Linked DNA regions of Homo sapiens: region 2 is linked to region 1. A link is a contact called in ENCODE POLR2A ChIA-PET data. All regions are on one chromosome and are shown on one strand. The core of a region is the stretch at or near the end of the contact, and the rest is flanking DNA. Distances in the headings are between cores, read along the strand shown.

Region 1 (6,311 bases), core at 994-3,493:
AATCGAGAGGCTTCACTATGCCCAAATGAGCCAGTTCCACTCTAATCAGTCAGAAGAACCTGGGTGCATAACTCAGCATTTCTCAGAATCTTTTTTATCTAGAAAATGTGGTTGGGTGGAATACTCTTTATAGTCCTCTCCAGTTCAAAAATGTAAATCAAAACTAAGTGTCTTTCCTGCCAGGCATGGTAGCTCGCCCCTGCATTCCCAGCACTTTGGTAGGCTGAGGCCAGAGGATCGCTTAAGCCAGGGAGTTTGAGACTAGCCTAAGGAACATGGTGAGAGTTTGTCTCTACAAAAAATAATAAGAAAATAATAGCCAGGTGTGGTGGTGCACACCTATGGTCCTAGCTACTTGGGAGGCTGAGGCAGGAGAATCCCCTGAGACCAAGAGGTCGAGGCTGCAATGAGCTGTGTTCACACCACTGCCCTGTAGCCTGAGTGACAGAGCGAAACCCTGTCTCGAAAATAAAAGTCTAAGAAAGTCTTTCCTGAATCTCCGTTTTAAAGTAACACTAAAAATTTGCAGATATGGTTCTAGGGGAATTAACATTTCAGTTTAGGTGAATTTAAAGGTAACATTTTGATTTTTAAAATCTTTTTATTTATTATTATTATTTTGAAACTGAGTCTTGCTCATTCACCCAGGCTGGAGTGCAGTGGTGTGATCTCAGATCACTGCAATTTCCGCCTCTTGGGTTCAAGCGATTCTCCTGCCTCAGCCTCCCTAGTAGCTGGGATTATTGGCAAGTGCCACCATGCCTGGCTAATTTATATATATATTTTTAGTTTTGCCATGTTGGCCAGCCTGGTCTCAAACTCCTGACCTCAAGTGATCCTCCCGCCTTGGCCTCCCAAAGTGCTGGGTTTACAGATGTAAGCCACTACGCCCAGCCACATTCTGATTTTTTAAAATCCTAATAATGCTGAATGCTTTTATTTCATGCTTACTCTTTATATATATAAATTATATATATTATATATAGTATATATTATTTATATATTTATTTATATTTATATAAATGTAATTATTTATATTTATATAAATATATTATTTACATATAATTTATATATTATATATAACATATATAATTTGTATAATTTATATAAATATATTTATATAAATATAATTATATATTATATATAATATAATTATATATATACACATATACACTTTACGAGGTCTCATGAGACTCTTATAGATGCAACTGAGGCAAAAGTAAGCACATTTGGAGTACTAGATTTTGGCACTCAGAGGGTGCATTCTCTATTTAAAAAGCATATACTCAAGATTTAAAAATAACATAAGAAAACCACATAACATATTAATTTTTATGTTCATTAATTAACTAGTTAATTAGAGACAAGTTCTCACTCTGTTGCCCAGGCTGGAGTGCAGTGGTGCAATCATGGCTCACTGCAGCCTTGACCTCCAGGGCTCAAGTGATCTTCCCATCTCAACCTTCCAAGTAGCTGGGACTACAGACATGTGCCACCATGCCCAGCTAACTTTTAAAAAACATTTGTTGTAGAGACGGGGTCTCACTATGTTGCCCAGGCTGGTCTCGAACTCCTTAGCCTCAAGTGATCCTCCCACCTTGGCCTCCAAAAGTACTAGGATTACAGGCATAATCTTATACTGGCCACCATGTGTGGCCAGTATATTAATTTTTTAAAAATGCTTTTCCAAGAAGGAAATAACTAAGGTTTGACATTAGCATCTGATGTACCTTGATTACCCAATGCACATACAATATACTGAAATGTTACAGATATAAAGAATTGTTTTAAATTTTACGTTGCTCCCCCAGAAGTGTTAATGGCCCACTGTCCCTGAATACCCACAACAGGCAGCTGCACACAATTTTCTGATTGCTTAAAATGAATCTTCTCCAGGATTAGTTCTTGCCCCAGAGGAATCACACTAACCTCTGCTAGCATATCTTGGGTAACTTAGACACTCAGAAGGAGAGCCAGGGAACTGTTAACAGTCAGGTCTCCTGAGAGAAGGGTGTGTGAGTACACACGTGTGTGCATATGTGTGGGTACATGCATGTGCATGTACAGACTCCTGTTTGCTGCATACCCTCTCGTGTCTATTCCAACTGCCTAATCACTTTTTGCTTATCTGGGGAATTCTGATGGGTCTCTGACATTTCTAGAACATCAGTCTCTTCTACTGCCTGGCCTGCTTCCCGAAATCTGCTTGTGTTTTTTGTCTGATCTCAGAGGCTGGCTGATCCTCACTGAGTTAGGGCTTCTCTAGCTCAGAACCATGGCTGCAGGAAAGCCTCTCGCACTGCTGCTTTGCTCCAGGGCTCACTGGTGCCGAATACTGCCAGAGTATAGTTTCAGGGGCCAGTCTGGGCACGTAACTCACTTAACAGGAATGGAAATCTTCCTCCTCCTGAAAAGAGGATCAAGCAGGGCTCAGACACAGCTCCTTTGCTTAGCTTTCCTACTGGAAGCTTTGATATGGCTACAATCAAAACTCATCTTTCAGTAAAAAAAAAAAAAAAAAAAAGTTACCAAGATAGGCTAGCAAAGGTTATTAAAGATAACAAGAGACACTGAAGTTAGGTTTCCAGGAACTGAAGAAAAGAGTAATGGAAAGAAGGTCTGGGTGTGGGGGTCTAATTTTATAGGGGATCTGTGACTAAAACACTGTATGGCTTTTCTAACTCAGTTTCTACCTGGCTAGGGGCTCAGTTTTCTCACTGAAAAGTAATGATGCTGGACAAAATTTCTAAGGCCCCTTCCAGTTAAAAAAATACTGGTTTCTTTCTTTTTTTTTTTTTTTTGGACACTAGAGTCTTGCTCTTCAAGAGATTCTCATGTCTCAGCCTCCCAAATAGCTGGGATTACAACCATGCACCACCATGCCTAGCTAATTTTTGTATTTTTAGTACAGATGGGGTTTCACTATGTTGGCCAGGCTGGTCTTGAACTTCTGGCCTTAAGTGATCCGTCCGCCTCAGCCTCCCAGTGCTGGGATTACAGGCGTGAGCCACCATGCCCAGCCTTTGTTCTTTTCTTTAATTCAGGCATTCTCATGTACCGTGAGAATACTAGCAAGTTCATGAGATACATGGACTTCAGAGTTAGACAGACTTGGGTTTCAAATCTAACTTTATCATTTACTAACTCTTTGAACCTAGGCAACCATTTCATGTGCCTGTTTTGTTATCTTCTTCTTCTTTTTTTGGAGAGAGTCTTGCTCTGTCACCCCTGTTGGAGTGCAATGACACAATCTCGGCTCACTGCAACCTCCGCCTCTGGAGTTCAAGTGATTCCCATGCCTCAGCCTCCCGAGTAGCTGGGATTACAGGTGTGCACCACCACACCGGGCTAATTTTTCTCTTTTTAGTAGAGATGGGGTTTTGCCATGTTGGCCAGGCTAGTCTTCAACTCCTGACCTCAAGTGATCTGCCCACCTTGGCCTCCCAAAGTGCTGGGATTATAGGTGTGAGCCATTGCGCATGGCCAGTTTTCTTATATTTTATACAAGGATCATAGCTGCTATCTATGGTCTTTGTGAAGACAAACTGATTTATATCTAAAGTCTAACAGAGGCTGGGCATGGTGGCTCATGCCTGTAATCCTAGCACTTTGCGAGGCCGAGGCAAGAGGAATGCTTGAGACTGGGAGTTCAAGACCCCTGTCTCTATAAAAAAATAAAAACAAACAACTAAAAACCCCAGCAACAATGAAAGTCTAACACAGGGTTAGCTCAATACAAAACCATTATAGCGACACCATGCCCTGTGCTTTTTTTTTTTTTTTTTTGAGACAGGGTCTCACTCTACCACCCAGGCTGGAGTGTAGTGGTACAATCACAGCTCACTGCAGCCTTGACCTCCTGGGCTTAGGTGATCCTCCCACCTCAGCCTCCCAAGTAGCTGCGATTACAGGGATATGCCACCATGCCAGACTAAGTTCTTGTATTTTTAGTAAAAGTGGGGTTTTGCCATGTTGCCCAGGCTGGTCTTGAACTCCTGGGCTCAAGTGATCCGCCTGCCTCAGCCTCTCAAAGTGCTGGGATTACAGGTGTGAGTCACTGTGGTTGGTCTTTTTTTTGCGGGGGGGGACTTGCTCTGTCACCCAGGCTGGAGTGCAGTGGCAATGATTATAGCTCACCACAGCCTTTAACTCCTGGGCTCAAGTGATCCTCCTGCCTCAGCCTTCCAGTAGCTAGGACTACAGGTGTGCACCAAATGAAGTCTCACTCTGTCGCCCAGGCTGGAGTGCAGTGGCGTGATCTTGGCTCACTGCAACCTCCACCTCCTGGGTTCAAGCAATTCTCCTGCCTCAGTCTCCCAAGTAGCTGGGATTACAGGCATGCATCACAAAGCCTGGCTATTTTTTTTGTATTTTTAGTAGAGATGGGGTTTTGCCATGTTGGCCAGGCTGGTCTTAAACTTCTGAACTCAAGTGATCCACTCACCTTGGCCTCCCAAAGTACTGGGATTACAGGCGTGAGCCACCACACCCAGCCAAATTTTTGTAGAGATGGGGGTCTTGCTATGTTGCTCAGGCTGGCCTCAAACTCCTGATCTCGAGCTATCTGACTGGCCTGGCCTCCCAGAGTGCTGGGATTATAGCTGTGAGCCACCCACCTGGCTCATTATAGCTTTCTTTAAGGCACTTAGCAGTATGTATCAAAAGCTACACAAATGTGCATTCTTTCACCCAGAAAATTCAGTTCTGGCAAAAAAAAAAAATTGAGAAAGAAACAAAAGCAAAAATATAACAATGTTCACATAGTGTTGCTCTTAATAATGGTAGAAAACTGGAAAATGAAAGCAAAAACATAATGTTCACAATAGTGTTGCTCTTTATAATGGTAGAAAACTGGAAACAGCCTAAATCTTAAAAAATAGAGGACTGAGTAAATAAAATACAGTAGGTTATTACTGTGGAATACCACACAGCTATCAGGCATCATGTTGGAAAAGGACATTTAATCAAATGGAAATTGCTCATATTTTGTTAATTAAAAAGCAAGTCAGTGTCTTTGTTCTTAAAAGAATTAAGGAGTTTTTTCTTTTTATATAAAACAGTTGAGTTTGTAATTGATAATGTAAATAATTAACATCATTCTAATTTCATGAGTATTTGATCTACAATAATATATTAACTGATTACAAAGAAATTCAGAACTAAATAAGGGTTATTTAAGCAGTAAACTGTTCTGTGTGATAATTTGGACCCACATTTAAGTTAACCCCCAAACACAGCAATGTGTGGTAAGAAGTTTCTGGTGGATGTCATCAAATGAAAACTCTGCAGGGGAGCACAGCTGATATTGTGGAATGGTGGAAGGTATCTCTTAAAAGAATATAGAGTTTCTATGGAAAAGGAGATTAAATAAGATCACGTATATATACAGAGTTTACCATACAGTAGGTATTATGGTGGCTAGAAAGCATTTATTAAAATGTAAAACAAACAAACCAAAAAAACCCCACAAAAACCAAAAACATTGCTAGAATGAGTCCTGATAAGTTAACAGGTGAAATTTACATACACGTGACAGCATTTCCTATATCAAGAGTGAATAAAGTGTTCAGTTTACAGTTGGAAGTGTCACTGCTTCCTCTTCAAGGGGAAATTCTGGTGTCTCCTTCAATTGTTCTGTGGGCTTCATTACAGAGAGTGGACAAAGAGGCTCATGCAAGGGGCAGCAGAGGCAGGTGGACTCCACTGGTGAGTTCAGTGCCAGCTGAGTACTGACTCAGCAGTGGGCCACTCCCTCTTGGAATGGAAAAGAAATTTCACATTGCTCTATGAGGCCTTCAGGAGGCCCTGAAGGATGGGAAGGGTGGGTGGTGGTGGGTGGGGAAGGCTCTAGTCCCCATCTCCATTTCCAGCTGATTGACACTGTACTTCTGTGTAAGTCTGGTGTCAAGAAAAAGTTTTGGCACTTAAAAACATGTTTGGGCCCAGGTGTGGTGGCTCATGCTTGTAATCCCAGCACTTTGGGAGGCCGAGGTGGGCAGATAACCTGAGGTCAGAAGTTCGAGACCAGTCTGGCCAACATGGTGAAACCCTATCTCTACTAATATTACAAAAACTAGCTGAGTGTGGTGGTGGGCACCTGTAATCCCAGCTACTCGGGAGGCTGAAGCAGAATTGCTTGAACCCGGGAGTCGGAGGATGCAGTGAGCTGAGGTCGCTCCACTGTGTTCCAGCCTTGGCAATGTAGTGAGGCTCCATCTCAAAAAACCCCCCCAAAAAACCATGTTTGGAAGCCAGCCATTAAATTTGAGGAGGAGAGGGAAAATGGGGAAGTAGGTGATACAACTGAGAAG
Region 2 (6,311 bases), core at 2,016-4,515, 450 kb after region 1:
GAGACCATGTTGGCCAGGCTGGTCTTGAACTCCTGATCTCAGGTGACCCACCCACCTAGGCCTCCCAAAGTGCTGAGATTACAAGCATGAGCCACCGCGCCCAGCCTACCTTTTCTTTTAAAGTCTATTTTAAGTTGTGCTAAGGCTTTATTTCAAGGTGTCTCATAAACGCTACCTTTCTCCTTAATATTTTCACTTTGTTAGCTACACTAGAATTAACTCAGACCTGTTAGCAATGAGACTATCATGTTCTTCCATTCTCCTGAAGTTGCCTGCTCTCAGGCAGAGGTTGTGACAGTTTTATGAGGTGGTGCCATTTCTGGTTTTGTTTGTTTGTTTGTTCTGTTTTTTATGAGACAGAGTCTTGCTCTGTCACCCAGGCTGGAGTGCAGTGGTGCAATCTCGGCTCACTGCAACCTCCACCTCCTAGGTTCAAGCGATTCTCTTGCCTCAGCCTCCCTGGTAGCTGGGGATACAGGCGTGCACCACCATGCCCGGTTAATTTTTGTATTTTTAGTAGAGATGGGTTTTACCATGTTGGCCAGGCTGGTCTTGAACTCCTGACCTTAAGTGATCCACCTGCCCCAGCCTCCCAAAGTGTTGGGATTACAGGCGTGAGCCACTGCACCCAGCCCATTTCTGGTACCTAAAGCTTTTGTGTTTCTTTCTCTCTCCTCCTAGTCTAACACTTTTAGAAATTTTATCATTTCTTTTTTCTTATAATGAAATACTTAACTCCAGCTTTTCATAACATGCCAGGTATGTAACCGAAAAAGGTGCTTTCTCCTTCTACTTGGAAATTATAACCTTTCTTTCTTTAAGGCAACTCTTCTCACAGCTTATGGTTATGATCTACAGATCTTTATGGTAGTCTCAACTCAGAGTTGCCCTTAAAACAAAGTAGGGTCTACCAGTCATGTAAGTTATTTGACTTCATGTAGACACACAGGAAAGGTTGATTGTACTGAACTCAGGCAGGTCCGTTTGTTGAACTGAAAGCCTGAATCTAGCCAGTGATATTTCCAACCCAGTTCTGTTGAGAATTAGTTAATAACCTTCAGCTTGGTATAATGCTTATAAAATTTATTAGATTTGAATAAATAAATTGAAGAGAACCCTGGTTTGGAAATTCAAACATACATATACGTGACTATGGGAGAGAAAGGTACAATGAACTGTGATTTGGTAAAATGTCACATTAAAGAATTATTATTTTATAACTTTAGCAGCTTTAATAAAAGCTGCTAAAAATAAACTCAAGATGGATCAAGGATTTAAATCTAAGACCTGAAACTATAAAAATTCTGGAAGATAACATCAGAAAAACCCTTCTAGGCCGGGTGCAGTGGCTCACGCCTGTAATCCCAGCACTTTGGGAGGCCAAGATGGGCGGATCACGAGGTCAGGAGATCGAGACCGTCCTGGCTAACATGGTGAAACCCCGTCTCTACTAAAAATACAAAAAATTAGCCGGGCACGGTGGTGGGCGCCTATAGTCCCAGCTACTCGGGAGGCTGAGGCCGGAGAATGGTGTGAACCCGGGAGGCGGAGCTTGCAGTGAGCTGAGATTGCGCCACTGCACTCCAGCCTGGACGACAGAGCGAGACTCTGTCTCCAAAAAAAAAAAAAAGAAAAAGAAAAACCCTTCTAGACATTGGCTTAGGCAAAGATTTCATGACCAAGAACCCAAAAGCAAATGCAATAAAAACAAAAATAAATAGCTGGGACTTAATTAAACAAAGAGCTTTTGCACGGCAAAAGGAATAGTCAGCAGAGTAAACAGGCAATCAACAGAGTGGGAGAAAATCTTCACAATCTATACATCTGCAAAGGACTAATATCCAGAATCTATAATGAACTCAAACAAATTAGGAAGAAAAAAACAAACAATCCCATCAAAAAGTGGGCTAAAGGACATGAACAGACAATTCTCAGAAGAAGATATACAAATGGCCAACAAACATATGAAAAAATGCTTAACATCACTAATTATCAGGGAAATGCAAATCAAAACCACAATGCGATACCACAATGTGATACCACAATCCTGCAAGAATGGCCATAATAAAAACAATTGAAAAATAATAGATGTTGGCATGGATGCGGTGAACAGGGAACGCTTCTACACTGCTGGTGGGAATGTAAACTATACAGCCACTGTGGAAAACAGTGTGGAGATTCCTTAAAGAACTAAAAGTGGAACTACCATTTGATCCAGCAATCCCACCACTGGGTATCTATCAGAGGAAAACAGTCATTATACGAAAAAGATACTTGCACACGCATGTTTATAGCAGCACAATTCACAATTGCAAAAATGTGGAACCAACCCAAATGCCCATCAATCAACAAGTGGATAAAGAAACTGTGATATATACATATATATATACATACATATATAATATATATATACATATATATATATATACAATGCAATACTACTCAACCATAAAAAAGGATGAATTAATGGCATTTGCAGCAACCTGGATGAGACTGGAGACTATTATTCTAAGTGAAGTAACTCAGGAATGGAAAACCAAACATCATATGTTCTCACTCATAAGTGGGAGCTAAGCTATGAGGATGCAAAGGCATAAGAATAACACAATGGACTTTGGGGGATAAAGGGCAAGGGGTGGGAAGGGGATGAGGGATAAAATACTACAAATTAGGCCAGGCACGGTGGCTCACGCCTGTAATCCCAGCACTTTGGGAGGCCGAGGTGAGGTCAGGAGTTCAAGACCAGCCTGCCCAACACGGTGAAACCCCATCTCCACTAAAAATACAAAAATTAGCCGGGCATGGTAGCAAGCACCTGTAATCCCAGCTATTTGGGAGGTTGAGGCAGGAGAATCGCTTGAACCCGGGAGACGGAGGTTGCAGTGAGCCGAGATCGTGCCACTGCACTCCAGCCTGGTTGACAGAGCGAGACTCAGTGAAAAACAAACAAACCTACAAATTGGGTGCAGTGCGTACTGCTCGGATGATAGGTGCACCAAAATCTCAGAAATCAGCGCTAAAGAACTTATTCATGTAACCAAACGGCACCTGTTTCCCAGTAACCTATGGAAATAAAAATTAAAAAAAAAAATAAATAAAAGCTGCTGAAACCACTTAGCCTCCTTCACAGTGAAAATGGTGCTATGTTTTTCACGCCTATTTGCAAACTTTGTGCCAAACTAAATGTTAACAAGAACTTTAAAGAAAAGTTTCACCTCCAAACCACAAACAGTGCTCTGAAAGTGCAAAAACAGCAAAAAGTCAAACACAAACAAGCCTAAAGCTTTGTGAGGCCAGAAGAAACCACAGGTCATAGAAAAATACACTTTCCCTTTCACACTCTCAGTATCATACTCGGGGGCTGTCATGAGAGCGAGGGTGTCTGGGCTTAATACAGTCACCTTGCAGCACCTAAGCCATGACACCTCAGCTATCTGCGTGTAGCACAAGGAGGACACCGAACAGGGATGGAATGTGCACATCACTGAGAGCGTTTTTATGTTGACTTTCCTCTCTGTATCAGCACCAGAACGTCTTCCTGTTAGCTTCAGTGGTCTCTGTGTTGTCAAGGAAAATGACCCACAGTAACTGTCTACTCACCAGCTTTGCCTAAGTCACACTTATAAGGCTCTTGATGCGTAACAGGCTTATTAGTTTCCAAGCAGGTAGCATTGATTGGTAAAGGAGGAAAAGACTCCCCATTTATGCTATCAATCAGCCTCTCTTACAGTAATCTTTTAGGCATTTCAACAGCAAAATAGGCAGGTGTTTACCAAAAAAGCCTTCATAAGCACATCAAAGTTCATATTTTAGCTGCTTAAGAAAAAAAATTAACTATGGGACATTTCCATAAACAATAGACCAGGCACGGTAGCTCATGCCTGTAATCCCAGCACTCTGGGGGGCCGAGGCAGGTAGATCGTCTGAGGTCAAGAGTTCTAGGCCAGCCTGGCCAACATGGTGAAACTCTGTCTCTACCAAAAATACAAAACATTAGCTGGGCGTGGTAGTGCACGCCTGTAATCCCAGCTACGTGGGAGGCTGAAGCATGAGAATCACTTGAACCCGGGAGGTGGAGGTTGCAGTGAGCTGAGATCACACCACTGCACTCCAGCCTGGGCAACAAAGTGAGACTCCATCTCAATAAATAAATAAATAAATAAATAAATAAATAAATAAATAAATAAATATTTTGTCTTAATGACTCATTTGCAGAAGTCAATGTATCACTCAAGGCAATGAAGTTTAGCATTATAGAGTTCAAGATCATATACAAAGACCTGTCCTCAAATTCCCCTCAAATGAAAAACAGTATGCCAGTAAGCTTAGTAAATAATTCGTGGAAAAAAAAATACATCTCTAGAAAATGATTTTTTTAAATTTTATTCATTAGATTGCACTGTTTATAACAGCAACAAATTGGATGCCTGCCAGTAGAAAACTGGTTAAAATACTGGCACATAGTAAATGCTCACTAAATGCTTACTGAATGAATACATGAATGATAACAGTTTCCATTGCTTCCAAAGCTCCCTTGCTTCCCTCCTATTCTCTAGGCTCCTGTTGATTCTGTGAGCTCCAAAAGCTCTCCAGTAAATCTTGTCTCTGTTTATGATTGCAACCCAAAAAAGCTGATGGATACATAATATTAAATGTGGTAAAAAACCAAATTCACTTTATACCAATTCCATTCTACAAACAATATTATATTTCAGTTCAATATAATTATAAAGGTATAGTTTTAGAATTAGTTCCGTTGTTTCCTGATATACCAAATCCTACTTCAACCCTTAAGAGGTTTAAAAATAAAGTGAGGTCTCTTCACTTGACATATGTATCAGAATGGAACACTGGTAATTAGAAGACTTATCAGAGATCATAAGCTCCAATGGACAGAGATGTCCCAGACAGTCACAAGGTGAAAAAAGGTACACCAGTGACAATTAGGAAGACGCACAGGTTGGTGGTAGGCATATTGATTTAGTCGCAAGTAGAATTGGCCAAGTAGGACAATGAAGAAGGATACTGAAGGATATTGAAAGGATACTGAAAAACAGGGTCAAGGAAAGCAGAAGGCGCTCTTTACTGGAGGACTTAATACAAAATAGGTAGCAGGGAAACCCAAGATTATCCTATTCAAAATATGGGACCTGAAGGGCAGATCTAGTAGGGGAAAGCAGTTCTATGCTGTAACTTACACTCCACAAGTACTGCCATCCAAATAGCCTGTATTTGGGCTGGGTGCCGTGATTCACACTTGTAGTCTCAGCGCTTTGGGAGGCTGAGGCGGGAGAATCATTTGAAGCCAGGAGTTAAAGACCAGCTTGGGTAACAAAGTGAGAGCCCATCTGTACAAAATAAAAAGTTAGCTGGGGCCAGGCGCTGTGGCTCATGCCTGTAATCCCAGCACTTTGGAAGACCGAGGCAGGTGGATCACCTGAGGTCAGGAGTTCGAGACCAGCCTGGCCAACATGGTAAAACCCCATCTCTACTAAGAATATAAAAATTAGCCGGGCGTGGTGGCACGCGCCTGTAATCCCCGCTACTCAGGAGGCTGAAGCAGAAGAATTGCTTGAATCCGGGAAATAGAGATTGCGGTGAGCCGAGATTGCGCCACTGCACTCCAGCCTGAGAGACAGAGTCAAAACAAAACAAAACAAAAAACAAAAAACAAAAAAACAAAACAAAAAAACAACCAAAAAAAAAACTTTAAGATAAAAGAATGTATGAGTTGGCTTTCATTCATTTATGGTTTGAACAAATATATTTGCATTTGCCAAGATGTATTAGTCCCTTATTCTACCTTGATAAAACCATGATCCGGGTGCAATGAGGCATGAGAAACCTTGGCAGCAATTGCCTTCATGCTGTCCAGAGGCAGAAACATTGTTTCTAGGTGGGAGCTCCTGATTCCAAACCTCTCACCTGGAAGTGACCTTGAGTGGGTGATAAAATCTCCCTTCTCACCTCCATCTTTTACATTGAAAACACCCTTAATTTCAGTGAGAAATGGAATCAGTATAATGATGGATGAATCACAAATACACACACACACACACACACACACACACACACACACACACACGTGACCCTCTTGCCTCAGCCCCTCAAGTAGCTGGGATTACAGGCGCCTGCCACCACACCTGGCCTAAAAAAAACTAAGGTTTGTTTTTTAATTTCATTTCATTAGTACTGCAGATTACTCCATGAATATTGAGTTACTATTAACAAGTTCTGTAAGTTGACTGGAAAACATCTATCATAAGACAGGGCAGCCACTAATGGGCAGAAACAGGAGCCATGCAGAAGAA

The links. ChIA-PET counts read pairs that join two places held with the same protein, here RNA polymerase II (POLR2A).
Region 2: POLR2A ChIA-PET joins it to region 1 with 10 read pairs in BJ. The contact joins two enhancer-like sites. POLR2A ChIA-PET finds 5 or more read pairs at or near these places in 2 of 52 experiments (BJ and activated T-cell).

The regions. Positions count from the first base shown.
Region 1 is chr18:12,468,600-12,474,910 of GRCh38, forward strand. The region is part of intron 10 of SPIRE1 (spire type actin nucleation factor 1); the gene reads right to left. Among named protein-coding and RNA genes, the nearest start is that of PRELID3A, 64 kb to the left of the region's middle. Within about 2 kb of position 2,244, at least 2 of the 41 ENCODE cell types and tissues checked have a DNase peak (open chromatin) inside an H3K27ac peak, as active enhancers do.
Region 2 is chr18:12,918,031-12,924,341 of GRCh38, forward strand. No RefSeq gene overlaps it. Among named protein-coding and RNA genes, the nearest start is that of SEH1L, 27 kb to the right of the region's middle. Within about 2 kb of position 3,266, at least 3 of the 41 ENCODE cell types and tissues checked have a DNase peak (open chromatin) inside an H3K27ac peak, as active enhancers do.